6 separate regions of the Mus musculus genome follow, and all the other regions are linked to region 2. A link is a loop called in an ENCODE intact Hi-C map of the cell type or tissue named here. Cell type or tissue: heart. All regions are shown on one strand. Region 1 holds the start of Plpp3 (phospholipid phosphatase 3). Region 2 overlaps Plpp3 (phospholipid phosphatase 3). Region 3 has its middle 230 kb from the start of Gm40217. Region 4 has its middle 100 kb from the start of Gm40217. Region 5 overlaps Gm40217 (a long non-coding RNA gene). Region 6 has its middle 13 kb from the start of Gm40217.

Evidence for each region. Peaks named below come from ENCODE experiments on the same cell type or tissue, not always from the same donor. Only the 100,000 strongest peaks of a DNase experiment are listed, where the experiment ranks them.
Region 1: a loop joins it to region 2, with 4 times the contacts of the local background. A loop is called at or near these places in 10 of 42 quality-filtered maps.
Region 3: a loop joins it to region 2, with 2.5 times the contacts of the local background. A loop is called at or near these places in 4 of 42 quality-filtered maps.
Region 4: a loop joins it to region 2, with 2.3 times the contacts of the local background. A loop is called at or near these places in 3 of 42 quality-filtered maps.
Region 5: it touches region 2 in a loop (3-fold over the local background); 8 of 42 quality-filtered maps call a loop at or near these places.
Region 6: a loop joins it to region 2, with 3 times the contacts of the local background. A loop is called at or near these places in 8 of 42 quality-filtered maps.

Annotation. Positions count from the first base shown.
Region 1 is chr4:105,154,412-105,159,411 of GRCm38, reverse strand. Plpp3 (phospholipid phosphatase 3) reads right to left here and starts at 2,065. Exons shown (of 6, transcript NM_080555.2): 1 at 1,449-2,065. The coding sequence starts at 1,587. It overlaps Gm29838 (a long non-coding RNA gene), which reads left to right and starts at 2,741. Exons shown (of 2, transcript XR_376486.3): 1 at 2,741-5,000. In heart, CTCF peaks have their summits at 50, 1,082 and 2,291; DNase peaks (open chromatin) are centred at 21, 401, 951 and 2,031; H3K4me3 peaks cover 2,686 bases; H3K27ac peaks cover 2,150 bases; H3K27me3 peaks cover 589 bases.
Region 2 is chr4:105,215,934-105,220,933 of GRCm38, reverse strand. It overlaps Plpp3 (phospholipid phosphatase 3), which reads right to left. Exons shown (of 6, transcript NM_080555.2): 5 at 1,430-1,606. Among named protein-coding and RNA genes, the nearest start is that of Plpp3, 61 kb to the right of the region's middle. In heart, a CTCF peak has its summit at 2,762 (motif pointing right); DNase peaks (open chromatin) are centred at 2,513 and 4,693; H3K27ac peaks cover 669 bases.
Region 3 is chr4:105,549,946-105,554,945 of GRCm38, reverse strand. No RefSeq gene overlaps it. Among named protein-coding and RNA genes, the nearest start is that of Gm40217, 230 kb to the right of the region's middle. In heart, a CTCF peak has its summit at 2,469 (motif pointing left); a DNase peak (open chromatin) is centred at 4,745.
Region 4 is chr4:105,420,707-105,425,706 of GRCm38, reverse strand. No RefSeq gene overlaps it. Among named protein-coding and RNA genes, the nearest start is that of Gm40217, 100 kb to the right of the region's middle. In heart, a CTCF peak has its summit at 1,933; a DNase peak (open chromatin) is centred at 1,666; H3K27ac peaks cover 290 bases.
Region 5 is chr4:105,310,469-105,315,468 of GRCm38, reverse strand. Gm40217 (a long non-coding RNA gene) reads left to right here. Exons shown (of 4, transcript XR_867967.1): 3 at 472-584; 4 at 4,433-5,000. Among named protein-coding and RNA genes, the nearest start is that of Gm40217, 6.2 kb to the left of the region's middle. In heart, a CTCF peak has its summit at 309; DNase peaks (open chromatin) are centred at 158 and 2,178.
Region 6 is chr4:105,303,316-105,308,315 of GRCm38, reverse strand. No RefSeq gene overlaps it. Among named protein-coding and RNA genes, the nearest start is that of Gm40217, 13 kb to the left of the region's middle. In heart, CTCF peaks have their summits at 2,206 and 2,918 (motif pointing left); a DNase peak (open chromatin) is centred at 2,165.

The DNA.
Region 1 (5,000 bases), 62 kb after region 2:
CACCAGGAAGGCAGGCCCCCCAGTGACAAGTCCTCTGAATAGCATCCTAAGGTTGAGCGCCTGGGATCTGAGCAGAGAATTGGATCTCCATAACTACTACTGTAAGCCCCCTGGCCTTTCACAGCCCGTAATCTTCCCTCCAACTGTCCCTATCACAAGAGGGCCATTCTTAATTTTAAATTCTAAGAAACCCATCGTCTCACAGAATTCTAAGGAAGGTAGTCCGGCAAGAACAAGAGGCCACTGCCTAAGAGTCTTCAATGAAGGAAGTTAAGCCAGGTCGCCACAGCCTGCCCCGGCTAACCCCCTTCCAAAAGGATGAAGCCTCCGTGCAGGAGTTCTTTCTATTTTGGGGGAACTTAACTGGGAACACAGATGTTTCTTCCGTTAGCCGTGTTGGCAGAGCGGCTCCTGGACGGCATCCGAGTTCTTAATGCAGGAAGGGGCCTCACAGACCATCTACTTGAATCCACTCATTCAACTGAGGAGGATACTGAGGCCAAGGGGGTACTTAGGTGGCACACCCAGCTGGTGGCAGAGGGGCAATGCTTTGGTGACAAGTTTTCCACACATTTACATCAAAAGTCGCTTTAAAGGAAAAAGTCCTATTTTTTTACTTCAACCCTGGATGTATGTCAATTGCTCCCCCCCCCCCCCCGTTTAATAAATCCTTTTTCTCCCACTTCAATTCCTGAGCCTCCCACCGCTCTTTCAGCTGAAACTTGCATCTGTTCTAATAGTTGAGCTAGCGCCTCAACTTTGAGGGAGTGTAGCTCCACTGTGGCCCCCAAGCAAGACTGTGGCAGGCAGCCTTTCTTTCAGTGGCCTCCCGGCACAAGTCAGGGAGTGAGCTAGTTTAAAGCTGATGCCCGGGAAGCGGCCTATCAACTGGCACACAGTAGGCGCTCAACAAGTGATGTGCTCCTCGCTGCCCAGCACCTGGCCCGGTAGAGCCGCGTTCCACCCTCTGGGGCTTTCAGCCAAGCGAGTAGCGAGTGACAAGGCCGGCTAGCGCGACTGGCCCTGCAAGGCAGCGCGACGGAAGGGGTGGATGTTTACATGCAGCCGGGACGAGCAGCGCCACTCCGGCAGGAGCCTGCCTTGCTCGGAGACCGAGATGGGTCTCACTCGCATCTGACTCGGATACAGAGCAGAGAGCCACAGGTTTCCTCCATATCTTGGAGCTCGAGCTCACACCTTCCGAGGTGCTGGGCCGGACTCCCAGCTGGAGATCACCCCTAAGGAGGTGGTTCCAGCTGCCGCGAAAGCACAAGCACGCCCCAACTTGAATTCGCAGGCCGGGGATTGGGGGTCCGGGAGGGCGGGGAGCTCGCGGCCAGCACGGCGCCCGGGGGTGGGGGAGATGGCTGCGGGACCCTGGGGGCTGACAGCGCAGCGGGGCCCGGGGCCCGGAAGGGGTTGGGTGGGACCCGTGGGACTGCGCTCACCCATGAAGAGGCAGAAGAGGTCCAGGCAGATGAGCAGCACCCGCTTGCTGCCGCCCTTCCTCGGGTTGTTGTTGAGCGCCGGGCTGCCGCCGTTCTTACTCTCAGGGACGATCGCCTTGTCGTACTTGTAGCTTTGCATGGCGCTGGCTGCGGGGAGCCTCCCGGGGCGATGCGGGCCGCCGCTGCTCAGGAGCGGGTATGCGGGCTCGGGACGCGGCGGCGAGAGTGCAGCCCGGCGGAGTAGTTCCAACTGCAGACGCGGGTAGGTTTCCCCTCTGGGCGCCTCTGCTTTCCTCTCAACCCCAAACTGTTCGCTAGTCCAAGGGGAAGAGAGCCAAATCCCGAGCAGGAACTTTTGCAGAACTGTGCTGCCCCGGACGCGTCCGGCTGGCGTGCGTCTGCGTGCTGGAGTTTGCGAGTGGGCAGCGTCGGCGTCCCGCCACGATCCTCCGCAGCTACTTAATGAATGGAGCAGCGCGGAGCCCTGCAACTCCGCAGCGTCCTGCAGCTAGCTCTCCTCAGCGTCTGCCCAACTCCAACTCTGCCTCCTCCTCCTGCTCCTCCTCCTCCTGCTGCTGCCGCCCGGGCTGCCGCTGTGATCGCTCGGTTTGTTTTCTGAGCTTATATTTCACGAGCGCCTTTAAAAAGCGAGGGGGGAGGAGAAGGACCTCCTTACTTGGCTCCAACAAGATTCAGAAAGCACAGCCCCTTCCTTAAGCTGCCTAAAACGTAGGATAATTAAGGCCACATTTCCCCCACCCCTTTTCCAAAAAAAAAAAAAAAAAAAAAATCGTAAAAGAAAAAGTTGTTCTCAAACCAGAGAATCAGGGAGCCCCTAGCGTTCAGAAACTCCAAAGCATCACAAAAGGGGAGGAAAAAAAACATATAAATAAAATTTTTTTTTCTTGCTGGCCTTTGATTAGAGGTGGGGAGAGGATCGGTGGGAGGTCTATAATACTAAAATGCTTTCTTTATTTACTTGTTTATTTATTTACAAATTTCAGCCTTGAATTGGATTATCCTAAAAATTCAATTTTCAAGGAAAGCTAGGTTGGTTGTTGTTTTGCTTTTAACGCTCAGCACCGGATAATTGTGCTAGATTCCGAAGATCCTACGGTGTAAAAGACTCCGGGCTGGGCGGTGGTGGCGCACTCCTTTAATCCCAGCACTTGAGAGGCAGAGGCAGGCGGATTTCTGAGTTCAAGGTCAACCTAGTCTACCGAGTGAGTTCCAGGACAGCCAGGACTACACAGAAAAACCCTGTCTCGAACCTCCCCTCCACCCCCCCCCCCCCCGAAAAAAAAAGAGACTCCAGAGCCAGACCCCCTGTTCTAGAATCCTATGTCTCTGTGCCTTAATTTCCCCGCGAGTAAACTACAGACACCAAAATATTTCTCCCCAGGCAGTCATGGTGGAGATATAATTGATTCTTTCTCATGTGCTTCTGCAGCAAAGCTTGCACAACAGAGGAGCTCGGTGAGTTGAGCCAATACTACTAGTTCTGAACGTGGGTAACCAAAGCCAAGCCTGCCCGCCTCTTTCCTAGTCCAGCTGGCCTCCGGCATACCTGAGCATTATTGGCCTTGACTTTCAAGGAATCTGATGTTTCCCTTTGAATACTTTTTATATGGTTTTATATGATTTTTAAAGTTGATTACTTTTTTATGAGCTGGTTTTTTGTTTTTTGTTTTTTTTTCCTTCAAGAGAATCAACACTTGAAGGGTCAGGACCCTCCCTTACATTTTCCTTAGTATCAAGCTTGGAGCACAGTACATAGCATACAAATGCACATTTCTTCCAAGGGTCTTTATAATACAGAGGTGGAAATGGCTCAATGGTTCTAGCATTGTTGTTTGTTTGTTTGTTTGAGACAGGGTCTCTCTCTCTCTCTCTAGCCCTAATATGTCTTAGAACTCACTATGTAGACCAGGCTGGCCTCAGACTCACAGAGATAGATCTGCCTGCCTCTGCCTCTCGAGAGCTGGAATTAGATGCAGCTGGTTCTAGTTTTTATAAAAAGATTATTCTATCTAGTATTCTATATCAGTCTATACAGACTAGTGTTTTGCCTGCATGTATGTCTGTGTGCCATATGCTCGAAGCACTCACAAAGGCCAAGGAGGGCTGTTAGATCCCTACAACTGGAGTTACAGATGACTGGGAGCCACTGTGTGGGTGCTGGGAACCCAATCTGGGTCCTCTGCAAGAACACTAGTTGCTCTTAATCACGGAGCCATCTCCCCAGCTCCAAGTCCTAGCTTTTGGATGGATAGTACAAATGATATCCGACTGCCCTAGTGGGCCACTCCATAACTCTGTATCCCACCGCCAGCCCTCTTGAGTATCCCTTTTATTGCCTACCGCTTCGGTCCCACCCCTCTACCTACATCATAAACCTTCCTCCCCTCAACTAGCACACTGTTTCTCCTCCGGTGCACCCTGATCTTTCACCCCCTCTCCTTGTCCTGCTTGGTTCCAGCACAGGATTAATTTTACCTTCAATATTTCGCCTAGGCCACTCGTGCAACACTCAGTCTAACTTGGTGTCAGTTAACAAAAACTAGTCATTTGTGTAAATGGCCTTTGACGTGGGACCGTTGATTATCCTCAGTGAGCCTCTGTAGTGCTCAGGGTTTGAGGTATGCTGAATTAAGCCCACATTGGACCTAATTAACGATGAGACTGGCAAGGAAAGGCAAAGTCCTGTCTTCTGAAAGCAAGATGCACCAAGAAAGTGCTGGAGCGGACGTGTCAGCTGCCAATCAGAGGCATCCCGCCCATCAAAGGAGAGCAGGTGAGGCCCCTTGGCATCTAAGAGAAGTTCCTTGAAACCCCCTTCAGGAGAAGCAGCACAGCCTCACCTGGGAAAACAGCAGCAACAATGCGAAGCTAATGTTATAATTAACAGCACTCTAAAAGGAATTCTGGGTACCCGAGGTTCTTCCATGCTCACAATCCTCTTCTTCACGTGCAGAAACCTCCTTGAAATTCAATGTGCCAAATCTTCAGAATTCCAATCAGCACAGAAAGGCAGCTTCTGCCGCCTGCTCTAACCTGCCGCCCACCTTGGGTCCTCCAGCATCTGCGCTCCCACTTCCCACTCCGGCTTCATTCCCTTGCACAAGTGGCCATAACTTGCTGCTTCAAGGCCTGAACCCTGAAGCCTGTCTTAGAGATCTGAAGGAGCAGCAGTGAAAACCACTGCCCAAGACACAACTGAGTGGAGCTCAGCTAGTCCAACCTACCTGCTCCTCCTCCTCCTCTGGAAGATGACTTACATTAACAACAAATGCACTTTAAAAGCCCAGCTTTTCTCCAACCATAGCTGAGCCATCATTGCTGTTTTTACAAATTACTGAGATTGCTAACTTTAGCCCACACTAGCTTCGGTTCAAGGAATCTATTTTATATTAAGGTTCTCTGGCTTAACCTCAATCACTTATTAGGAAAGGTAAAAATCTGTTATCCCAAAAGCAGACTAAAACAACAACAACAACAAAAAAGATAAATGAATGTTTAAATAAAAGCTTTCTATTTCTACTTACAGGGCTC
Region 2 (5,000 bases):
AGGCCAGTGTGCCAGAGCCAAACAGGATAAAGGCAAACTCACAGATTTCCTTCTGGAAAAGAAGCTTTCATTCTCCCGAATTCTGTCTAATTGCTCACGGCCAGAGCCCCATAGTTGTGGTATGAAAGAGAGGAAGGCTGGGGACGATCCCCACACCTTTTAATTGTTTAAGTTGGGGGGTAAGGGAGACTTCAATGAGGGCAGTGGCACACTCTCACAAGGAGATGCCCAGAAGCAGGTCCCATGGGCTGCCCTCCTGCTGAGAGCAAAGCCCAGGAGGGTACAGGCAGCAAAGAGTTACCCTTCTGTGCAAGTACCCCCCCCCCCCCACTATCATCACATATGAAAGGGCCAGGCACCAGGGGACAAGCTGGAGGGTGACAGCTGTTCTGGGTAACAACACACACACACACACACACACACACACACACAGATTTTGAGAGAGAGAGAGAGAGAGAGAGAGAGAGAATGAATGAATAAGAGAGCACTGAAGACAGCCATCATCAAAACAGCCAGGCGTCCTATACCTAAGCTAGCAGGTAGATCAGGTCTTTCTTTCACCAGTGTCTACACTGAACACCCTTACTTCATCTCTGTGATGCTGACCATACTGTGTACAACCTTTGCTGAGCTGCCAAGGGCCCATATGTCCAATGCAGTCCTACATTGCCCTTGGGACTTCCTATGGGATTGGATTGGGCACCTTGAAGAAGGGCTCAAGAAAGCTCAATACCAAAGTTTGTACAGAGCAGCATCTAGAATATGGAAAAGAGGCAGGAAAGGTAGGGAAATGGAGGCTCAGAGAAGTGGAAAGCCCGATCCCACCTTAATTGGCAATCAGGGTGAAACATGTAAAAAAGCAATCTCTCTGTGTTGGGGGGAACCAACATGTTCCCACACCAAGTCCAGTCTCTATGGAGTTTTGATAATATGCAAGGGCCTGGGCCAGGGGCGGGCTCCTCCTTCAGCAAACCTCTGGTTCTCCAGTTGACAGAGACCAAGGTTCCCGGCCATCACAGAAGAGTGTAGAGATTTCTCAAGAAGTGGAAAACAGCCACTGACTAACTAGTGTCCCACCAAAGCAGGCTGTGTCATCAGGGGACTGTCATTCTGTAGGCACTCACATGCATGCTTTTGCAACTTTCCAGTCTGCTGTGGTCACGTATACATTCGTAAGTGGACAATGTCTAAGCTGACTTCTGATCACAGCATTCTACAAGACAAAACTTGTGCTCACAGAGAAGAGGATTCACAGAACCTATTAAACGATTGCCATCTACTGATGGGATCCTGGAGCCCGAGGCTTTTGGGACACTAAGAAGAGACGACTCGGAATGAAGATTCAACGGCTTTAGTCACTGGGCTGGAAACATTTAACAGGCATCAGTTCAGGGCTCTGTATGAGTGCCAAGGACAAAGGGCTACTTACTATGCAGCAGGCCACCAGAGCTCCTTGGGCAAATCCTGCCAGGACATCGCTAGGATGATGCTTGTAGTCAGATACCCGTGACAATCCCGTGTAGAAGGCCATCATGAGCAAAGTGAACTGCAGGAGGGGGCGGAGCAGTCGGGCCCCGCGCCAGGTGAAGCGGGCCTGAAGGTAGAGCTGACAGAAAGAGAGAAAAACACCTTCAATGACTTCTCATTCACAGACACTAGACCACTAGGCTAGTGTGCTCCACATTCCTGCCAAATGGAACCATCTAGATGTGGTATGGTATACTGTGTACAGAGCACTTAACTCGGACACGATGCCCCATGGGGAAATGCTGATCTTCAGCTTTTATAGCATAAAATTTTGATTTTTCTTTTAAGAGATGAGCTATGGAGACTTGAATAAGATAGCACCCATGAATGTTTTTTTACATGCTGCTGGGCACACAGTAAGCATTTAATAAATATGACTTTCCCCTTACCCTCTGGATCTATACTACTTATAGATCAGTAACCAAGGCCAGAAAAGGCTTTGTTGTGGGATTGATGTCAATTTACTTTACACATTTGTGAGTTTTCTCGGGGATTACAGCTGCCTAGTCCCTAGGGACCAGCTGGTCACTGCAACAGCAAGGACATACCAATGAGGCTGCTCTGATGCTCTCAACAAGGGCATGTTTCTGCTTTGAAAGAAAGCAACTCTATCCAAGAGAAGTTTCTAAGTCACCAGGAGGAACCTGGACTCTGAATAATCAAAAGGAAGAAATGTAAACCAGCCAGACAATGCCAGAGAACTTTCAAGGGAAGAGATATTGCACTGGGTAGGGAAGAAGAGTAATCCTGAGGAAAAATGGAAGAAAATGACAAGGGGAAAAAAAAATACAACTCAGACACCTCCTCTGGCCCAAGGAAAATTGAAATGACGTCAGCTGGGTATTGTCCCCTCTGGAGTTATCTCGCTAGAGCTTCCGCTTTAACCTCTGGGCACAACCTACTTCCCAGGTTCCTGTGGGAACTTGGGAAATGAGGGGGAAGAATCAAGAGGAACAAGGGGGAACTTCCGTCTACAAATCAAAGCAGGGGAGAGGCCAGGACAAGGAAGAGCAGAAGGAGGGGCTGCTAGGCACAAGGCAGACCTGAGGTGGGGGCAAAGGCCGGACCTCCCTTCCAGGGACAATGGGACACTTTCCTTTTGGTGGTCAGGAAGGAGCATGCCAAGAGCCAGGGAGCCGGACTGAGGGGATGGAGAGTGGACGGACGGTCCCAGAGCACTTGAGCTACGCAGGAGCGATGTCTAGGACAGAGGCTTTAACTACCCACAGAAAACAGCAGGTGGCTCTACCATTATTTCAACCCAATGGGTGTAATAGGAAAAAAAAAAATCTAAAAACTAGTAAAACTAGTAAGAGTATACACTGTTGTTGGCTGCTAGTTTTTTCTCTTTTTTAATCAATGGCTTTCTCATCTATCAGCAATAACCAGTTAAAAATCTAAACGCAAAAATAACAACAATAAAAATCCCCACACACCACCACCCCAAAGGCAAAGACAATTAATACAAATGAATGTACCCAAAACTTCATGAAATAAGGGGCATAAAGGACACTTGGAATAGAGTTAGAATCTTCATTTATAAGAACAATGAATGTATATAAATTCAAGTAGAATTTAATGCACATTCTAGAATACCTGAAAAATAAAACTAGAAATTTCATTCTCAAGAAAAAAATCCCAGAGAACAGACCCATGGACGGGCATATGCTATGGCAGGTGTCAATGACAAAGAAACGGGAAGGCATCTCCACTCCGTGTACAATTATGGGCACAGTAAGCGTAGAGTGATGTTTTGAACAGACACTGTTAAAGGAGGTAGAGGGTGGCTAGGATCATTGCCAAAGGCAAAGGATGCTGGACTTCAACCATCAAGATAGAAGACATTTTAATGGAAGTTAAGGGAGACTGGTGGGGGCTGTGACTGCATAGGGTATATAGAGAAATATGGTTGAGAGGGCCTAGGGGGTCAGACCAGGGAACCTGCCTTCTGCTAGGCAGACTACGTTCTCTTGAGCTGTATTCCATGCAATACTAAGGGTCTCACAAGACTGGAGAACGCACTATACCAAGTCCTTAATATAAAATTACCAAAGGCTTTGAGTTCTTCGGGGGAAAGACCCACATAGCCTGAAATTACTCATTTTAGAGAATATCTTCCTATTAAAGGAAAAAAGCATTGGCAATTACAAAAATTGGTTTTAAGTAAAGCACTCAGTTTGATGAAAAACTAATCTACATGCTTTGTAAGGAGTATAGATAGGCAGGGTTGGGCTACCATAGGCACTGTAAATGTCAGAGCAACTCTAAAGCCTTTGGCCATGGGCTACTCCATTTATGCTTCAATACTTTGATATGATGAACCAAAAGATCCTGCCCTTAGCCCAGCATGGTATCTATAGTCCAAGCAGACATCCCAGGCAAGGGGATTGTGAGTTTGAGGCCTGTCTGGACTATAGTGTCTCTCTCACTATGGGGGTGGGAATGGTCTCTCAGCAACCCAAAACAAGTTCAAGGAAGAATGGACATTCTGGGTGCCCACTCAGGTTTGCCTTCTTCAGCTACTCTTGGTGATGGACAGGAGAGAGGTGGATAACAACAGAAAGAACACAGATTTTAATCAGAAAGCCCTCTGGAGCCTCTGGTTCCTCTCAGGTGAAGGAGAATAATAACCATGGCCTGAGAGGCAGCAGTACAGATGGTGGACTACACAGAGGGCCCGGACACAGAGGGCACAGCACAGCACACAACTCAGTAAGTACAAGCTTTGATTCTTACAAATAAAACACTTAATTAAAAAAGAATAAATATTTAGAATGCAAAAAAGTTTTTATTCTTGCTGGGCAGTGGTGGCGCAGGTCTTTAATCCCAGCACTTGGGAGACAGAGGCAGGCAGATTGCTGAGTTCGAGGCCAGCCTGGTCTACAGAGTGAGTTCCAGGATAGTCAGGGCTACGCAAAGAAACCCTGCCAGAGGGTGGAGGGAAGATTTTATTCTTTAACCACTTTTCTTTAAGTAGCTCTAAGAATTTTCAGTTTCCTTCACTGAAAAGAATCTACAGACCTTGGAAAGCGCTCGTGCAGAATCCCACCCTTTCCTTGCTTGCTGCCTGCCCACTTAGGTCACAGGCCTGGGAAGCCAGGGTGGGGCAGAGGAAGGGTGGGCTTCCCAACCGGACAAGGCTACATCTCCCCTGCCACTGACTCAGAGGCTTCAGGCTGGGGCTCCAGAAAAGAAAACTCTCTTAGAGGAGTGGAACTCAGGGAGGAGACAGGCATGAGAATAGCTCCAGGAAGAGAGCAAGGGAGTGCTTGTGAATGAGACCGCAGTATTGGCCATGGGAAAAGAATTCCTCACATGGAGTGGGACTGACAGCCAGCAGACCGACAGCCAGCACTGCCTCCATATCCATCAGGAACTGGAACACTGTGGAGCAAAGGGCTCGTGGTCAGGGATGACCCTGATGACCACGATGGGGACACTCCTTTGCCTTGACACATGGGTTATTCAATGAC
Region 3 (5,000 bases), 330 kb before region 2:
CACTCAGGTAGGTGATAGAAACAAATGAAAAGTAATCAGGTGGGATCCAAACCTGTGAGGCAAGATCTCTGGTGATCTGGGAATTTAGAAGACAGCTTTTCTTAGTTTGACCTAACCACTGTCATGCAAAAATGAAGGCCAGAGTTTATAGGTCTTCCGGCAAAAGAAAGAAAGAAAGAAAGAAAGAAAGAAAGAAAGAAAGAAAGGAAGGAAGGAAGGAAGGAAGGAAGGAAGGAAGGAAGGAAGGAAGGAAGGAAGGTTGAAAGTCTGTATTTTTACTGGATATACTCCATCTTTCATTGTTGGCCCCTAATTCACAAAATTTTAACATACACTATTGGCCATAAAAATAATAACAATAAATAAAAGAATCTGTAGACTGGGTTCAGTTCACGACAGGCTTCAAGTTTGCAAACTTCTCCTGTGGGGATTAAGGACTTGCTCAGCACTGGTTTTAATCAGACAAAAATGTAAAATGACTTGCATTATCTTAGATTTAAAACCATAGCATTTATTTTCACTACTCCCCTGTTAATCACAGGCTTGATACTTTTAAAGCCAAAAGAATCTTCAGGGTTACGCTGTTTAGTTTTTTTTTTTGTTTGTTTGTTTTGTTTTGTTTCACAAAGGAGGAACGTGTGATTCAGAAACAAGAAGTCATTTGAATTTTAGATAAATTTCTGGAAAAACAATTCTAAAGACTCAGATTTCTGGAAGTGGAAGGACCAAGTCTTGGTTTCACAACATGAACACTAGTGTTGTTTTACAACAGTTCTTGGTTAGGGGGTGAGCTTTTGTTAGGTGACCAAACACTTAACAAGAAACCACTTAGAGAGGAAAGATTTATTTGGGCTTACAGTTTGAAGAATTCTGATCCATCAAGGCAGGGAAGGTATGGAGGTGATCCTATCTGATCCTTGGTGGCAGCAGCAGGAGACAGCTGGGTTTCTTACATTCCAGTGGGAAAGGATGAAGGGAGGCAGTGCTGGCATTCAGCAGGCTTTCTTGTTCTCCCTTTGTGTACAGCCTAAGATGCTAGCATCAGCTTGTGGGGTGCTGCTGCCCACATGAAGAGGGGCCTGGGAGCAGTGTTTGACTGCTTAGCTAATCCTCTCTGGAAAGGTTCTGGCAGACATATCTAAAGGTAGATCTCACTAGTGAGCTGTCAAGTTGACAGAATTATCCACCACGTGTGGCTGTTGGACACACTGTGGGATGATCAGCCACATCTCTGGTTTCTGCCCACTGGATGCCTGTACTCAGTCCTGCAGGCATGAGTGATCCTAAAGAAGAAAATCACCACTGCCCAAGGAAACTAGTGGTGACCACTGGTTTCATACAGTCCCTGCATGTGATAGATAGGGAAACTAGACTCAGAAAATTAAAGAACACCCCCCACACACACAAGATCATTGAAGAACAGAGTTATTGGCATGTGTAAGGCCAAGACTCAAGTCTCTTAATTCTTAGCAGTGTTCTCTTTACCAAGCCTGGAAGTCTTTCTTATTTTTATTAACTTAATTTATATTAATTATTACTATGTGGATATATGGTGCATGTGTGTGTTTGCACATGTGTGCATGTGCGTGTGTGTATGCGTGTGTATGTGTGTGTGTGAGAGAGAGAGAGAGAGAGAGAGAGAGAGAGAGAGAGAGAGAGAGAGAGAGAACAGGTATGAACTTGCCATGGTGAGCACATAGAACAAATTGTAGGAGTCACTTCTCAACTTTTCCCATGTGAATTCTAGGAATCAAACCCAGACATCAGACTTGTATAGCAAATACTTTTACCCATTGAGACATATGCCCGGTCCTCAAGCTTGCAGATCTTAACCATGAGTCATTCAATAACAGATTAGTATGAAACTGCATGCTTTTGATGAGAGACTAGGCCATTGACAAGGGAGCCAGAGCTTGAGATCAGCAGATTAGGTAATCAAATTTCAGCTCATCTATTTACTAACTTTGTACCACTCCCCAAATGAACATTCTAAGTCTTCGTTTATCACTTGAAAAATAGATTATAAAAAGTATATAGTACTTACCACATAGTAGTAAATTGCTATTGTTACTATTATTCTTATTATAATTAACTGGTCCTGGGATCAGTAAACTATATTTCACATATCCCCCTGTCCTGCTTACTTTTTAAAACCTGTGAACAGAAAATGTTTTTTAAATTTTTAAATGTTAAAAGTAACACTACTGTTTGTGACACCTGTGTACAATTCATAGTCCAGTGTCTATAAATAAAGTTTTATTAAAACACAGTCATGTCAGCATATAGAATCTACAGCTGTTTCCTACTATAACAGAATTGAATGCTTTGCAACAGATGTTAGATGGTGTGTAGAGGTTGATACACTATCAGATCCTTGTGGGGGAAGACTGCCAATCCCATTGTTCAACCTTTAGTCTCTATGAAGAAAAAATAATTACAATCTGCACAGTGCCCTCTGGTGTGCGGGAGGTACTATAGCAAGTGAACTCTTCACATTTCTGATGCCACTTGAAGTACCTGTAACCATTGTATTTAAGATATTTCCCAGGGTCTGTGTTCACCAAGGCTTTTCAAAAAAAAACATAGGCTCCTAAGTCATCCAAGGGACATTAAAAACATTTACTTTTTATAGACATCCTTTCTTAAATCTCATTGTAAAATCGGTTCTTAGAGGTGTTCTTTCAAAATCTGGAATATTTATCAAAAAGAAAGGAAACGGCTTGCTCAGTGTTAAGCCAACTGCATATTTTAAGAGTTCCATGATTTGGACAGTACAATAAAGAGGGATATCCTGGAAAGGGGAAGACAGATGCGAACTAGCTGCCAAGATTAAAATTTAAGGGATGTTGTCTGGCATTCTTTTTAATACCTTGGGCATCTTGGCTATGGTTTAATCTTACTGTAGACAGAAAGTTTAGTTGTCCTCATACCTGTTTTAGAACCTTAACTCTTACAATAGCTAAATAAAATTGATTTTCAAATCAGTGAAATCTATATACTGATTGTCTAATACATGCCAGGTACCGTTCTGGGCATCAAGAAAGACAAGGAGAAACGTTAGTTCTGCTATCAAATATTTCTTGGCATCTCTAGTTCATCAGTGAAGCTGTTGAGTAAACTTCTTTCAGTACAGAAGTCAGGCATTAGATTAAACATTCTATCCAATTGAAGAAAGTTTTACTGAGGACCTTTGTCCAGCGATCTCTTCTCATGGAATCCATGTTACCCATATACACTAGTAGATAACTCAGAACTGAGTAGGGCTCTGCTATTATGATCATTTCGTTCTACATACATCTACTCGATCATTTCATTCCTAAGTTCACCTACTTTCTGCCCTTTGAAGTAGCTCATCAGTAATTACAAAGAGATAAATACTATGCAGATGTTTTGAGGAAAACCCATCAAGTCTTTCTGAATGAGAAAGAACAGACTGTACAAAGAAGCAACAATAGGGCACGTCAAAACTGATGAACTCATTGGTGATGAGATAGTCTGCGGATGTGTTCAGCCACATCTCTGGTTCCTGCCCACTGGATGCCTGTATTCAGTCTTGCAAGCATGAGTGATCCTAAAGAACAAAATCACCACTGCCCGTGGAAACTAGTAGTAGCCACTGGTTTCATACAGTCCCTGCATGTGATAGATGAAGAAAACTAGGCTCAAAAACTTGAGCATAAAGCCAGAATAAAACAGAATAGTAGCTACAAAGGAAGGCTGAGCCCAGTAGAACCATTTCTTCCCCCATGGAGCACCAATCCAAAACCCAGTCCAGAAGAGATGGAAAATTGTCAATAAAATATCAAGCCAGGTCGGTAATCTGGGGGCCAAGAATGAGGTGGGAACTTCCCTTACTGTTGCTAGTGGCAAACATAGACTGAAGAGATTCATTTAGAAGAAGGTTGCGGGAAGGGGGCTCATGGCTCCCCAGGGGGAATGGATGGTGAGTACTCAGAATGAACCATACCAACAGTCAGGAATTTACTCTCAATTTGTAGGACTTACTATATTCAGGTCCTTCTCAATTATCATGCATTTATGACAGAGGAACTTTGTGTGGCTTGTCAGTCCTAAGAGATTGTGAGCTTGTAAGCTTAGGTCTCATGTAGCTGGGAGCCCAGGCAGCAAAGAGACAGCAGAGTCAGTCATGTGAGAGAAAACATAGCCCACATGACAGCAGAGGCACAATCCCACCCTCCCCTTCCTTGTCCCCTAGGTTGCCATCTGCACATATGGCATCGAGAGTCCCATTACCTCTCCTGAGTAATTTGGAACAGAAGTAGGACTCACTCACATTGTTTAATTCTGTTTTGATTAAACCTACTTGAGTCCCAAACTGTCAGTCCCACTGCAGGAGGTACAGGACAGAGTTAGACCCAACTTCCTCAGGAAGGATCCCTTGACATTCAGACCCTTGAGGATGCAAAATCGTGCACTCCTCTGCATAATGCAATAACTGTCTCTTCTTCACATCCTATCATACATATCTTAGATGCCACAGACCTTCTGTAAAGGCCTGCTCCAGTGTGGCTAGTGTAAAGTACACCTGGCCATTGCTAATGGACCCTCCTGCCCGCTTCGCTTGATACTCTGGTTTCACTAGATTTCCTGGCCTGCTGTGCCAAAGCTTACACACACACACACACACACACACACACACACACACACACACGCCACTCCCTCTCCTGACAGCCTCCAACCCTCTCTTAGCTGCAGTGTGCTTAGGGGAAATTCAATCCATATGTTTCCTCTTGTTTCCTCAGAATGCATCCAGCCATTGTTTAAAGAAGGAGACAACAGCCAAGAAGAGCCATGCGAGGCCTCCCTTGGCCTTCCAGTCCTTCATTAGAGAACAGGGAAAAGAGGACTCTGCCAAGAGCAAACCTGAAACATTCTTTTGAATTCAGTTCAATGCCTGCACATCACGTTCACACACAAACATGTCCCCAGGACTGTGCATGGAAGGTGTTCACTGTTCAAGGACTCTCGTGGAAGAGGAG
Region 4 (5,000 bases), 200 kb before region 2:
AAATTGCTTTTATTTTTTGAGAAGCTGCAGACTTAGTGACAAAATTATCAAAAGCTACAGAATTCCCAAGGATCTCCCCCATCCCACCCCTGCGGCCACATTATCTCCCCTGTTATCAGCATCCTGCATTGATACAGCATATATGTTACAGTTAACGCTGAGCCAGCATTGACACACTTCCTGACTGAAGTCTGTTCCTTACGTTAGGATTGTCTTTGTATTGTGCACTCTGTGGATTTTTTGACAACTAGGTGTCAGGCATCCGCCATTGCAATGTCTTCCAGAATAGTTTTATTGTCCCTTATTCTGGCCTCTTGACCCCTCACCCAACTACAGTCTGTCACCGACATTCATACTGTCTTTATGGTATGTCTACCAAGACATATGTCATCTTGTGAGAAACATATGGCATGGCACGCAGCATTGCAGATTGGCTTCTTTCTCTTAGCCGTATGCATTTACATTCCACCCCCACCCCCGTCTCCCATTGCTTAAGTTTTGATTAGGAGGAGAGGTCTTCACTCAAAGCTGAATGAGGGTTCTCTAAGGAAGCTGAGCGAAGAATCTTTGGCCCTTTGTTCTTGTGCTCTGGAGAGCTCTGCACCTTTGCCCTTAAAACTTGATTTCCTGCTCTAGAAAAAGTCCCACCCCTAAGGCATCTGGCCTCTCAACCGTGACCCTTTTAAAATGCAAATATTCTGAGATCCCTGTAGGAGTTTCAGGAGTGGACCCAGGGCGTTTTCCTGCAGGAAGAGGCCATCATCTGTCCCCATAGCCCCTTGCCTAGAGATGGGACTCTGGAGAGCGGAAAGCAGAAAGGTAGATGACAGGGAATTCCTTACCCACGTCTTCTAGCTGGAGGTTCAAATAGTTTCAGTGGTCACACTTCATGAAGCAAGAACAACCACAAAAATCAGAACACAGCAAAAGGTCTTGTAAATTTCATCCATGAACATACATGACTTGACCATATTTAATTTTTAGTGATAACTTTTACCAAAAAAATAGCAGTTAAAGATCCTCAGAACTTTTAATTTATCAGCACTTATTTATTTACTGAGCACCTAAGAATTTATGATCCTGTGCAAGTACAAAGTAGTGTGACCTCAAGATAAAGCAGATGGATACGTGTTTCTGCCCTGCTCCATCAAGGAAGGCTTCCCGGAACAATGGAACTTGATCATGGAGGTGGAGGATGACCTAGATGGGAACATGACACACTAGAGAGGACCTGGGTTGCTGACAGTGGGACTCTATTCTAGAAAGAGTGAGCAGCTCTGTTGGGCTCAGAAGAGGGCATTCTTTAGAAGTGGGGCCTGGGCACTCCCAGGTCTATGGCAGGAAGTATAGCCTGCAAGAACATGGAGCTGGGCACTCCAGTTCTGTAGCTAGGAACCATCGCCTTCGAGGATGTGGGCTAGGCACCCAACAGGACAGATTTCAGTTTACCTCTCTTCCCAGGCCCAGCCTTTCCTGAAGTGTAGTCCCTGAACCCTTGTCCCAAACCCCTGTTGTAAGTTCTTAGAGCATTTAAGGACTTCCTTCTTCCGGCCCGAGTCCTTGGCTGCTGTGATCTTCATTGTCCCCCTTAAGGAACAACTTTATTCTCATTTCTGAAGGTCAGACAATAGAATTCTTGTGAGAGGTCCTTCTCTGGAACCAGACAACAAGGCAACCTTGCCTCAGCCTGAGGAGGAGTGGGTGGGGCAGCATTTCCTTCCTGGAAATCAGTTTGCCTGCACTCTGGCTCCCCACCCTGCTGCTCTGACCACTGCCTTGTCCTGCCAGGACCCTATCCCCCCACCCCTACCCCCACCCCCATTCCTGATTACCCAGCAGCTACTCCTCAGCCCTGTCCTTGGTGACGGTTTTCCACATTAAAGGTCAGACTCTTGGGTGACTCAGCTGTTTTGTCAAACAGCTCCCCCATGCTTTCCAAGTCAGGGAAGGCTTGGGTCTGCAGAGACTACATAGAAATAAATCAGCAAACAGGTGCCTGTAAGCATAGTCTTTTAATCTGTCTTTCTCCTGACTGCCTTCATGTGTCTATGAACACACCATACACACACTCACACACACACACACACACACACACACACACACACACACACACACACACGGGAGGGGGAAAGAGGGTACTTGGTCCTCTTATTACTTGTGCTCACCCCACTACCTTCCCATTACTCATCATTCTTGACCCTGCTCCACCCCCACCCCCACCCCATGCCCCAGCCAGTTCTCACACCATCAGGGACCTGAAGGCTACCTGTGGTAGAATGAAAACACCAACACCTTGAAATCAGAAAGAGTTCAAATGACAGCTATAGCAACTGTTGTACTAATCTGTGTAAGGTATCACTCTCTCTCTCTCCTCTTCTCCCTCAGCCCAAGTCCAGAGATTTAAAGAAAAAGGAAAGACTTTCCCTGTGGATTGAACTACTCAGCTCATAAGTAACTTAGAACAGTGGCTGCAACAAAGTGTTATCATAGTGTATATGTCGGGTCGTCCCTTAAAGCCAGACTGCCCATGAAGACCATAAGGAGGCAGAGGGAAGAGAAAGGGCTCCTGCTTCAGTGGGAAGATAAAGAGAATTAATGGGTTTGACAAAATCTAGTCACTAGACTCCTATAAATCAATCTATCCTCCCTCTCTTCCTTTAATTAGCAAATTTCTCCACATGAACCAAATGGGAGAGTCCTGTCTTCCATGCACACTATGGGCTGAATTTCCCAGCCTTCTTTGAATCTAGCAGTGGCCATACAGTGGAACATAAATAAAGTAGGGGAAGACAGTCTCGTTCTCGGGTCACTTTCTAAACAGAGAAGCAGAGGAGGAGGAAGACGAGGAAGACAAGGAGGGGGAGAGGAAAAAGTTGTTCCCCTTGCTTTCTTTTGCTCTTCCCTTTAGCTAAGGATGGGTTGATAATTTCCTTGAAAGTAGACAGGGAAGCCACGTTTCATATGACAAACTTCTAGAGTGTTGCACGAGGGCAAAAGCACATCTGTTTGATTTAGGTCCTGTCGTTGAATGAGCCCAAAATAGCAGCGTAGTTAGCCTCCGACTCATTTCCAGTGAGACCTCCCCCAGTGGTTTTCAACAGATCAGCAAAGCTCTGTTTCCTTTGTTGCCTCTGGCCCGATTCTGACAATGTCTGTCTTACCTAAGACTGTGTCCCTTCCCACCTGGCCCTGGGTCTCCAGTCAGTCCTCACCCCAGCCCAGGACAATTTCAGGAGCAGTAACAAAACTTTCTACAGTAGGTACATGTTTCAAATTGTTACACTCCTAGCACAGTGTGCTGTCACTTCTATTAGCATGGAATATTGCCACTAAGGAGACCTAGATAACAAGAGCGCCCATCAGGGTAGCTTTTGCTCATTTTCTTCTTCAAATGTCTCATTTAGTTTTCGACACTTGATTGCAAATCATGCTCTAGTACCCAAAGAGTGTTCTTCTGGGACCATTTCAGGATCTTTTATGAGAGGCAGGAACCTGTTTCACAATGTCCCATCAAGACACACAATAGAGTAAGAAAGTCCCCCCAAAATAAAACTGAATCCCCTTGGGAAGTAAGAAATCAATACAGGGAAACTAAACAATGGCAAATACCTACTCTACCATCTATGTATCCAGACTTGTAACTCCAGCCAAAAATGCTGTACTCTGCCCTGAACAGGGCTGAGACTAGAGAAGTAAGCAAGCTGCCTAAGGTATAAAATTTAAGGAAACAGGGTCTCATGTGCTGACCCTGTACTAAAGGGACCCTGAAAGAATCATTAAATTTAGTTCACTATGTGACTGCTTGCCTTCCCCTGATCCTGACCCTTGACCTGAAGCCTATGTATCATCCTTGAATCAACTGGAAAAGTTGATAGGCTTTGAAAGTTCATCATGATTAAAATCCAACTAATTATCCTCCTGTCCCTAATCTCATCCTTTTATGCTTCCTGTCACAGTGACTGCTCAGGCCAGAATCCTGGGATCACCTTTGACATGGTCCCCTGTTCCCTCTGTGTCCTATTTACTCTGCAGCATCCCAATACTTAAGACATTAAACCACCGGCATCTTTCCTTTGACATCAGCAACAGCCCAAAATTCATCTTCCTAGTTCCAATCTTTCTACCTGCTGTTTTAGCCTTAACATAGGCAGAATGGACTTCCCAAGCATGATTTACAACCCTCCATAATGTGCCCACCTTGCTCAGACCTTGGTTATTACAACCAGGCCTACTATGCCACACTCCAGCTATGGAGATCTGTGCGACACTCTAGCTATGGAGATCTTCTGTGCCACACTCTGGCTGTATGCAGTTCTCACTGCTCCTCCGGCGTTTCCAGGCCTTCTTCACATGCTTTCCCCAGATCCATAGCCAATGCATTCTTCTCATAACCATGTAAGCTTCATTTCTTCTAAAAAGAACCCACAGCCTATGTCTCCACTACACAGAATTATACTTTCATAATACTTATCAGGGACAGAGATGGTGGTTCATCAGACACAAGTATTTGCTATAGAAGCTTGGGAACTTGAGTTCAAGTCCTTGGATCCCTTTAAAAAGCCAGGCAAAGCCACAAGCCCTTCTATAAACCCAGAGCTCAGGCCAGGGTAGACAAGATCACTGGGATTTCAGCTTCAGTGAGAGACACTGTGTCAAGATAATAGAACAGTGAGTGGTAGAGTGGTACACCCTACCCAATGTCTTCTTTTGGCTTTTACATGCACCAACATATAAAACACACACACACACACCACTAATCAAAGATTTTTAAATGCTTGCTTACTGTCTATGTTTGTTAATGATAACTTGGTGAGATCTAGAATCATCTGGGAGGGGAACCACTGGGCATGCCTAGGAGAGATTAGATTGCCTGTAGTGGAAGAGCTGCTTCTGTGGGTGGCACCATCCCCTGTGCTGGGATCCTAGACTATAGAAACAGGAGAAAGTGATAAACCAGACTGGTGGGGTAGTTCAGGGATACGGTGTTTGCCCAGTGTATG
Region 5 (5,000 bases), 95 kb before region 2:
ATGTTAATTCTGTCCATAGGGATTTGTTATTTGGTTGAACTGTGTGAAAAAGTTTGGCCTCACACAGAACCGGAATAGGAAAGGGAGGGGTGTGAGTGGACTACTCCTACGTGCAAATATTCCCCTTGGATAGTCCACCAAAATGTGACAAGTGCTGGTTTCTTAAAAGCTTGCTGCAGAGTGGAATCTGAAACTGATAGCTGTGGTTTGCATGTTTGTGTCCCTTCCAAAGTTCGTGTTGAAACTTAGCCTCCGGATGCTTCAGCATTAAGCAGCTAAGCCTTTAGAGGGCATTGGCAATCTTATAAAAAAGCTGGAGAAAAGCATCCAACCCCGTTTTGGTCTTTTATGGTAATTTTCCATCACTATAGTGAAAATTTGCTATAAATCATTAGGCAGTAACAAAATGATTATTTGGACACAAAATCTTGCAAGTTTTAGTTTACGATCTAAGAGTTCCATTATCTTTAGGTCTGTGGAGAGGCCACATTATCATGGTGGGACGAGACATGTACCCCAGCTGAGAAAAGAGGGGGAGAAGAGGGCTTGTGATCTTATATCCTTGTCAAGTGTGTCCAGTGACGGTAAGACCCCTGCTAAGTCCCACCTCTTGAGGGTACCATTGCCTTCCAATAGTGCATAGGCTGGGGACCAAACCTTTCACATAGGAGCCTTCAGAAGACTCTCCTCTCCCTCCCTCCCTCCCTCCCTTCCTCCCTCCCTCCCTCCCTCCTTCTCTCCCGCCTCCCTCCCCCGCTGCCCCCCCCCCCGCCAACTACCCAAGGATCAATAAGCACAGTGTTGTAGCTAGCTCCAAGCCACTCCAAGCCATTTCCAAGCCAAGGGAAAATGGCACTCAGATAAAGTCATGTAGTTCAGCTCCCACCTCAAACACTCTGCTCAGCTTTTGTCATCAGACTGCCACTGTCCTTCAAAGGACACTTTCCAGGTCATAGCTATTTTGTCACAGAGATTGTTGCACAGTTCAGGAGTTGAAAGGCAGTGATAGCATATGAAGTGTTCCGTCTAGAGACATTTTTCTACCAGTACATTTTTTTAAGGATTTTTTTAAAATAATACATAAAATTTCTGTGTGCATGTGGGTTTGTGCTCACGTGACTACAGGTGCCCACAGAGTCCAGTAGAGGGTACCAGATCACCTTGAATTGTAGTTACAGATGGTTGGGATGGCCCTACATGGGTGCTGGGAGCCAAGCTGGGGCTCTCGGTAGAGCAGAACACACCCTTAAACTATCTCTCCAGGACAGGATCACAACTTTGATTCAAAATAAAACAGTGGTTTTATCTTTGATTGCTTTTGACTGCCCCTTCTTCTCCCCCATTCTACCCCTTTCTCCCCATCCCCTGCTTCCCTACCCACTGCCAAAAAGAAAAAGTGCAAATAGCACCTTAGGAGTTGTAAACTTGCTAGTTCAGTAATGGACTCACGGGTATACCCTGGGTTCTTCTGGAGACCCCCAGCACTTCATTACACTACATTACACTATGACCCAGTGTGAATCCAGAATGCTTGAATGAGCTGCTAACTCTGAGTGGTCCTTTTCCAATATCCTTAGAGTCCTTGAACTCCAAGTCCCAGCTTTGATGGTTCACTAACATCCTCAGATCCACAAAGTAGACCCAGCACAGACTGGGTAAGCCTCAGTTCACCTCCCCTAGACACGGGTTGGGAAGGGCATGAGACTTGGCACCCAGAGCCCATGCTGTGTGCCCTGCTCTCATCACCTCTGTTTGCCAGTTAGGAAACTGAGGCTATGAGGAGGAGGGACTCCACATAGAGCTGTCCAGCACGAAAGCATGCCGCATGTCATCTTCCTGTCTGTTCCCACACTCCCTTCCTGCCTGGCTGACTTTCTTCCCCGCAGTGCTCCAGTTGCTAAGCGTCTAGCATGCCTCACCACCAAAATTTCCTGACATGAGAAAATTCCCAGCACTGGCTGGCCACTTGAGTCTTTCAGTGTCTGAGTTACTTATAGTCACAGATCACTAAGACACTGGAAACTGTGCCACGTCAGAGTCCCTGGCACACAGAACTGATAAAGTTGACAAGGTTTGTGTCTGCTATTGTGCATAGTTTTGGTGACTAGGACACAAAGGCTTTCCTCTGGGACACATTTCCAGCTGAGCTGTTGAGTTGGTCATCTCTGTCTCGGCTGCACAGAGAGGAGGTTGACATCCTCTGGGCCCCGGGTCCTCCCTGGATGAGCTGAAGTCACATGGCAATGCAGCAGGATACGAAGCACATCCTAAGACGCAGCTCCAGGAAAGTTCAGCCCAAAATAAACCTGAAGTCTAAGTAAATAAAGCATTGGGAATATTTTGGGAGAGCAATTCCACAAAGCACAAAAAAAAAAAAAAAAAAAAAAAAGGCAGGGAAATGGGAACACAATTGTCCACAGCCTTTGTTGTACAGTTCTGTCTTCTGATACAGCTTGCTAAGATCCTGTTGAGTATCTCACATTTGTAAAGGCAGGAGTGAGCCAGGGTCAGAAAAATTACATTGTTTCTTCTGAGAGACTGGTGTCATTTAAGCACTGGTTTGAGACAGGGCGGGGAGCTTGATGAGGACTGGGGGCTCTGGTGATTAAAGCAGGATGGAAGGAGAATATAATCTGTGCCAAGGGACCTGGAGGGATCGGCTAAGGAGCACTCTGTTGAGTCACACAGGCTCTTGTCTCCCGGGGGGCGAGAGGGGAGGCACTCGGAGTCTTCATGATCTCACAGGATGAAAGGAGAAAGAACGCTGTTACAGAAAGGGGCAATGTGCATGGCTGTGCATGTGGCTGAAGGGCAGGGCGTGTGCTTACCATGTGCAGGGCATGTGCTTAGCATGTGCAGGGCATGTGCTTAGCGTGTGTAGGACTCTGGGTTCAATTGTCAAAATAAACAAAACAAAGTTGGAGTGAGATAACACTCATATATTAAGCGCCATCTCAATAAGCACTTAATAGCAAATCAAACAGAGCCATCATTGTGATTCATGCAATCCTGCACTTTTCAATCATGCAGCCAAAATCTAATTAATGTTTATTATCCCCCAACTAAGTACTGAGACTATTACAGTTCTAAGAAACTATCTGTGCTCTTAAGACGCTTGCAAGCTAGTGGGAGGCAATGATAAACTAAAGCTATTAAACAGGCAATTGAGGAAAAAGGTACTGAGAAAGGCTGCCTTATAACTTTGACCTTTATAGGGCCCGCGAGATGGTTCAGTGGGCAGAGTCACTGACAACCGGAGTGTGGTCTCTGGAATATACATGGTGGAAGGAGAGAACTGACACCTCAAGTTGTCCTTTAACCGCCACATGAATGCCACAGCTCACTGCACACATGCCTCCACAATCAATCAACCAACCACCCAATCAATCAATCGATAATGTATTAAGATGCTAAAAGAACAAAAGTAAAATCCCAGAGAGGAGGTGGCTGGGATTTTGGCAGACGGAGGTACATGTTGACTATAAACCCAGTGACTTTTTTCTGTCTACGTTTTTGCTTCACTTCGATCCTTCAGAATTTCTGGCCATGGTGGCTCATATCTTTAATCATATCTTTGGGAGGCAGAGGTGTCTCTGTGAGTTCCAGGCCAGTCTTGTCTAGTCTACCCAGGGCTACATAGTGACACTCTAAACGCTTCAGAATAGGTAAAACATGGAGGACCTTGATTTAAACATGAGAAGCAAAAACTTGTTGGAATTGACTTAGACACGCAGGTTGAAGCAACGGTGGAAGTCTGGATGGCACTGTTTTTAGGTTTGGAGACAGATAGACCTGGGTTTGAATCCTGCTGTTGCCATTTGTACAAATTACTTACATCTCAGGATCAGCTGGGCCCATGAAAACTCAGCAATATGGCTACCCAAACAAATCTTGACTAATGATCAGACCAATTGACGTGCAAAGCTCAAACCAGGAAGCCTCACAAGGCCTCGACCCTAGATGAAGCACTATAGGCCATCAGTAGCTACTGGGGGAATCAGCTCTCTCCAGAAACCAGCTCACTGGCAGGTTATGCAGTCCCAAGTGGTCAGCCCTATGTATGTGTAGCTACCAGCAACACTACATGGACTCAGTAGGTTGCATATTGTGTACACATGTATGTGTGTGTATGGGACAACAACTAAAGAATCCGTCAGGAACTTGAGGGTGAGTTAGGGCAGGGGAGTTGGAAGGGGGACAGAGAGGGGTGGAAATTATGTAAATACAGTACTCATACATGAAATTCACAAATAAAATAACACACTCGAGAGCATGTGCGCACACACACACACACACACACACACATGCAATATGGCCTTGGGGGTGAGGGGGGGGGGGGTGTGAGAGAGAGAGAGAATAAAGCTACCAGAGCACCAGACACAGAACATTCTCTTCTTTCGCTGAGATCAAACAGGGCATCTCTCATCTTCAGTTCCCTCAGTATGTACGTCTCTGCACCACCAAGCCTTGGTTGGAGCTGCTGCCATCTCTCAACTGCATTATGGGAAGACATTGGATGCTTGTCTCTGCTCCACAACCTGCCCTGCTCCAGTCCTGTCCTTTGGTAACAACTAATATTGCTATGAAACTCATGGGGGCAGGGGAGGAACTCATGCCTTTCTCCTGTTCCAGTTCCTTGCTTGGCTCTCCTGTCTTCATAGTCATCTGATGGGCTTCAGGGCCTTCAGTATCCAGCCCTCAGATGCCTGTCCTGCCCTTGCTCCTTGTCAGACTCCATGTTTGTCTCTGGAACTCGGAAGGTCATTCTTCTACCTTGGATACCACATCCCTGCTAACCATACTCTTCTCCTACAGGCTAAAGCCTCTTTCTCCAGATTCATCCCAGAAGTGTTAGGCTCCTAAGCTGCTCCTAGAAGCAAGCTATGATTCCCTTCCCCTCTTCACCTCAAGCAAATGTGGAGTTGGCTACACCCATCTATGCTCTCATAACCCCATCCTTGCATTTCCCCCATGAAGTATATGCTATTACCGTCCACCTC
Region 6 (5,000 bases), 87 kb before region 2:
GCATCCACGTTGTGATCTGGAGGTAAACTGGAATGAGGGATGGAATGCATCTGTCTGCAGGAGGGTGGAGCCAAAGCATCCTTGGCTCACTGGCAGGAGCCCTCAAGGGTGCAACATCAGAAGCCTCCCCATCTTTGAATCCTAGTTATAGGGAGCTCATAAACTCTTTACTGCACAAGCTGGCGTGGGCAAAGTTTGCTGTAACTCATCGCAAAGGGCCTCCTGGGTGACTCAAATGCCTCCTAGAGCTCTTGGAATGGCATCCAAACGCCTACCTTGCTATTAAATGCCCGCTAAACTCTAAGATTAGTGAGTGCTCAGGGCCAGGGCTGGGTTTTCATTGGCCCTGGTCGTGCTGGCCCCTGCTAAACATCACTCTAGCACACAGAGGGTACTAGACAAGTGACAGGGGTCTCCCTCTAGCGTGATACCTGTTTCCCCAAGGCTGGGGAACCCTAGTCTCCCTGCTTTTTCTTCCAGAGCCACCTCTACACATGAGCTGTGTTTTCCTAGACACCAGCTTTCTTACTCAGGCAACTTCCCATCATTAGGGAAAGGCCAGAGGTCTAACCACGAGGCTGTTTATGTCCAACAGTATGTCTGACACCCAGGCTTTCAAGAACAGTGGCCAGAAAGGACCAAGGTAGAGAACTTTATGAGCCCAAGTTGGAATTTTCCACATAATCAGAGAGGGCCTCCAAGCTATTGTGATTTGTGCCACGAATAGGGAGGATCCCTATGTGGGTCAGAAGAACATTTCATTCCTTCTTCACTTTTGGCCAGATCCTCAGTGCTGCCTGCAGCTCTTCCCACGGCCTTTTCTCCTACCTGATCCCGAGTTACTTCACTCTCTAACCAACTTTGCCTTACTTCTCTGCAAAGTGACTTTTTTTATCTGATTTTATTTGTCTCTACTTCCTTCTCCAAAATATGAGCTCTCCATGAGGGTGGGGCCTTTGTCTCATTTATCACATCTCCTGCCAAGGATTCCATGGGGTTGGAGAGATGGTTCTGCACTGCCTTTGCAGAGGACCAGAATTCGATGCTTCACTCCAAGTAATCAAACATCCTCTTCTGGGCTTAGTGTGCACTGCATTCTGGTACACACACACACACACACACACACACACACACACACACATACACAAAACACACACACACACACACACACACACACACACACACACACACACGAGATACATGCCGTATTTTGGGTGACCTGGTATCCTCCTTAACAAAGGTACATTAAAATGCAGCCTCAGCAGGCTGACCCCCCTCAGGCAGACTCCTTCCCCTCTCCCACGAGCAGCTTTCTGCCCAGCACACAGTTATTTCTGTCACTGTCCTTATCAGAACAGAAGGATCAACTGTGTTTGTTTGTGGGTCCATGTTGGTTAGCAGAGTGTGACTATGCTCAGTCTCCAGGGTGACCACTTCCAGGCTGGAAGAGAGAAGAGGAGATTGAGTCTCCCAGGCTCTGGAAACAGTGGACATGAGGATGGTAAAAGGAGAGGCAGGACCTCTCTGACTCGGAGAAACTCCCAGGTAAATGGGGTCATTTCATCAGCAGGGAAGTGGAGTCTACACTATTGTGAGCTTTTGAAAACTAGCTGTCTGATGGAGTCTATATCGGACCTCGGTTCCCTCTCACTCCTTCTCCAGTTTCCAGAACAATGAGGCTTCCCCAGGACTTACCCATGTATTTTTAAAGTACGGACAGTCTCATCCTCCAAATCAACTGGGTATTTGAGAAGCCATCACATAACTTCCAGGTTTGTCTTCTCAATGCTTCAATTATGCAGTTTAGTGAGGCCCCAGAAGCCAAGACCAGCCTGGCATTTTAAAAGATTCTCGGTACCTTTGTGCTGAAGCAGGCCTCTGGCTTCTCTCTCTCTCTCTCAATTATTACCTTAACTATGCATGGGAGACCTAAGGAGACAGTTTATTTTGACTGGTAGATTGTTAAACTGTAGGAGGCAAGCCAGAGGCAGCGCCAGGCTGTGATTTCCATTGCTCTGCGGGCCAAAGCCTTGGTGCTGAGAATAGCCAAGGCCACTTCCTGCTAGAGGAGGAAATGGCAGTTTCCTCAAGTCCCGGAAACGTGGCTTCCTCTCTGGTGCCTAGCTCAGGGTTCACCCATTAGACAGTCTCTTCCCACCCCAAATACCCGGGGACCTGGCTCCAGCATGCAAAAGACATCCTGTTTTCCCTGAGGAAGTGGCCCAGATTGGGGCAGCCACCAGGGCTTTTGAGTGGATGAGAGTAGGTAGCACAGCAGGAAGGGATTGACAGGGAGGGAATGATGCTAATAATGTTAACCAATAAGAAAAAGCCCCACCCACTCCTTTGTCCTGACCCCAGAGATCTCAGCAAACCCGACAAAAGTTCTCACGGCCTTTGGAAGCCAAGTCCTTCTGATATCTCTTTTTGCGGTTTTTCATCTGTGTGTACATTTTTACAGAATATAGTGTGATTATGTCTGTTTGACACCTGTATGTCTTCGGTAATAATCCAGTCCAGGTAATTACCATCTCCTCCTTGAACAGTTACCATTTCTTTGTGTTTGAAGCTTACAAATCCTGCACTTCTGTACCTTTTAAATAAAATCTACCAGTATAAGGCGTTGTGAATTGCAGTCACCCTTGTGTGTTGTGAAACACTAGAATTTATCCTTTCTATCTAACTAGACTTCCAACATCCTGTGATTTCTCCTTTCAACAGTGTTTCTGTTTCTGTCTCCTCTACCAGTTTTCCCAATCCAAAAAACTCAGTTCCAGGGGCTAGAAAGATGGTTCCACAGTTAAGAGCACCTGTTGCCTACTGCAAAGGACCCAGGTTCAGTTCCTAGCATTCACATGGTGGCTCACAACCAACTGCTAACTCCAATCCCAGGGGATCTGATGCCCTCTTCTGGCCTCCATGGGCATCAGACATTCACATGGTTCACAGACATACATCTAGGCAAAACATTCATATGTATTAAAATAATTTATTAATAATTAGTTAATTAATTAAGAAAACTTAATCCCTCTCCTGTGCTTGCTCTACAGATTTCAGGAGTTAAGAATGCTGCTAGGCAGAAGGCTAATACTATAGTTCAGTTCTAAAGCACCTAGCATGTGCAAGACCCTGGGTTCAAACTGAGGGGAGGAGAGAAAGGAGGAAGGCTGGAACAATGGGAGGTTGGCATCATTGAGCACTGACTGTCTCAGGACAGAGGGGAGCCCCCCTAGCTTTTCTTTTCTTCTTCCTCCTCCTCCTCCTCCTCCTCCTCCTCCTCCTCCTCCTCCTCCTCCTCCTCCTCTTCTTCTTCTTCTTCTTCTTCTTCTTCTTCCTTCTTCCTTCTTCCTTCTTCCTTCTCTTTCTTCCTTTCTTCTTTCTTCTTCTTCTTTCTTCTTCTTCTTCTTTCTTCTTTCTTCTCCTTCTCCTTCTCCTCCTCCTTCCCCTTCCTCTTCTCCTCCTCCTCCTTCCCCTTCCTCTCCTCCTCCTCCTCTTCTTCTCCTTCTCCTTCCTCTCCTCCTTCTCCTCCTCTTCCTCCTCCTTCCCCTTCCTCTCCTCCTCCTCCTCTTCTCTTCTCCTCCTCCTCCTCTTTTTCTCCTTCTCCTCTCCCTCCTCTCTCTCCCTTTCTCTCCTTCTCTTCCTCCCTCTCTCTCTCCCTCTACACACACATCCAAAAAAACACACTTTATGTCACACAAATGTACAATTAATGACCTGGTAGGTAGGTTGTTAAACTCTCTGAGCCTGAGCTTTTATGGGGAGAATGCTGTATCTGCTCTCCCACCCCCTTTAGAGTTGTTAGATTTCGTGAGGCAGAGCACTCAGAGTAGATGAAGCACTTTCCTATAGTTCAGGACTCAATAAATGGTCATTATTGTTTCCCTCTGCCCTTTCAGAAGGGGAGTGTCTTTCCCTGTCTCTTAATGAATAATGCTTGCCCTTCTCTGAAACCTTGGCACCAGCTAGCACCCGTGCCCTTGGAATTTCAGCCTCTGTAGAGACAGGCCTTATGAGGGTCTTTCTTTGAATGCTATCCTTGTGGGCAATTGGCTTGAATTAAAAACTCAATCCAGTTATCATTTATAATAATTTAATATGAACTACTTGCCAAACAATTTTTATGGCATTATCTCATTTTTTATTTTTTTATTTTTTTACATTTTAAAATAGTTTCAGACTTACAGAAGAAAACTTTCAAGGGTAGTAAAACAATATCCCACATAGTTTAAATTCACTTTTTCCAAATATTGACAATACACAGTAATGTGCCACATCCCAGTTAATGGATGAATACTAGTGTGCTTTGTACTAGCTGAAGTCCATACTTTATTTGTTAGTATTTAATCTAGTTATTATTTTTATGTTACAATATGCCATTATGATATCACCTTACATTGGGTTGCCCTGTCCCTCAGGCTTCTTTAGCCTGTAACTATTTTTCAAGCTGTCCTCAAGTTTTTATGGCCTTGTGAGTTTTACAGAGTACTGGTCACATCTTTTGCAGACTGTCACTTAATTAAGCATAATCTCTTAACATGGTGATACAGGCTGGGGCCTGGGGCGTGAAGGAGAAACACCATAGGGTGTCACTGGTCGTATCCTGTCAAAAGTACATGTTGTCAGCCAGGCAGGGTGGTGCATGTTTGCAATCCCAGAAACCTGAGAAGCTGAGGCTGAAGGATCACAGTGAGTTGGAGGTCAGCCTGGGCTACATAATGAGTTCACCAGACGGGATAGTACACGTCTGAAACCCTCAGGACTCAGAAGGCTGAGATAGGAAGAGTCTAAGACTTAAGGCTATAGAGAGACCCCACTATTAAAAAAGAAAAGCCAAGCAATCAAAAAACAGCAGGGGAAATGTTGTCTACCTGTCTACATGTCCTGTCACGGTCACACTGACCCTCATTACCTGCATGAGAAAGTGTTTTAGAAGTAGCCTAACTGAAATATCTCTCTCTCTCTCTCTCTCTCTCTCTCTCTCTCTCTCTCTCTCTCTCTCC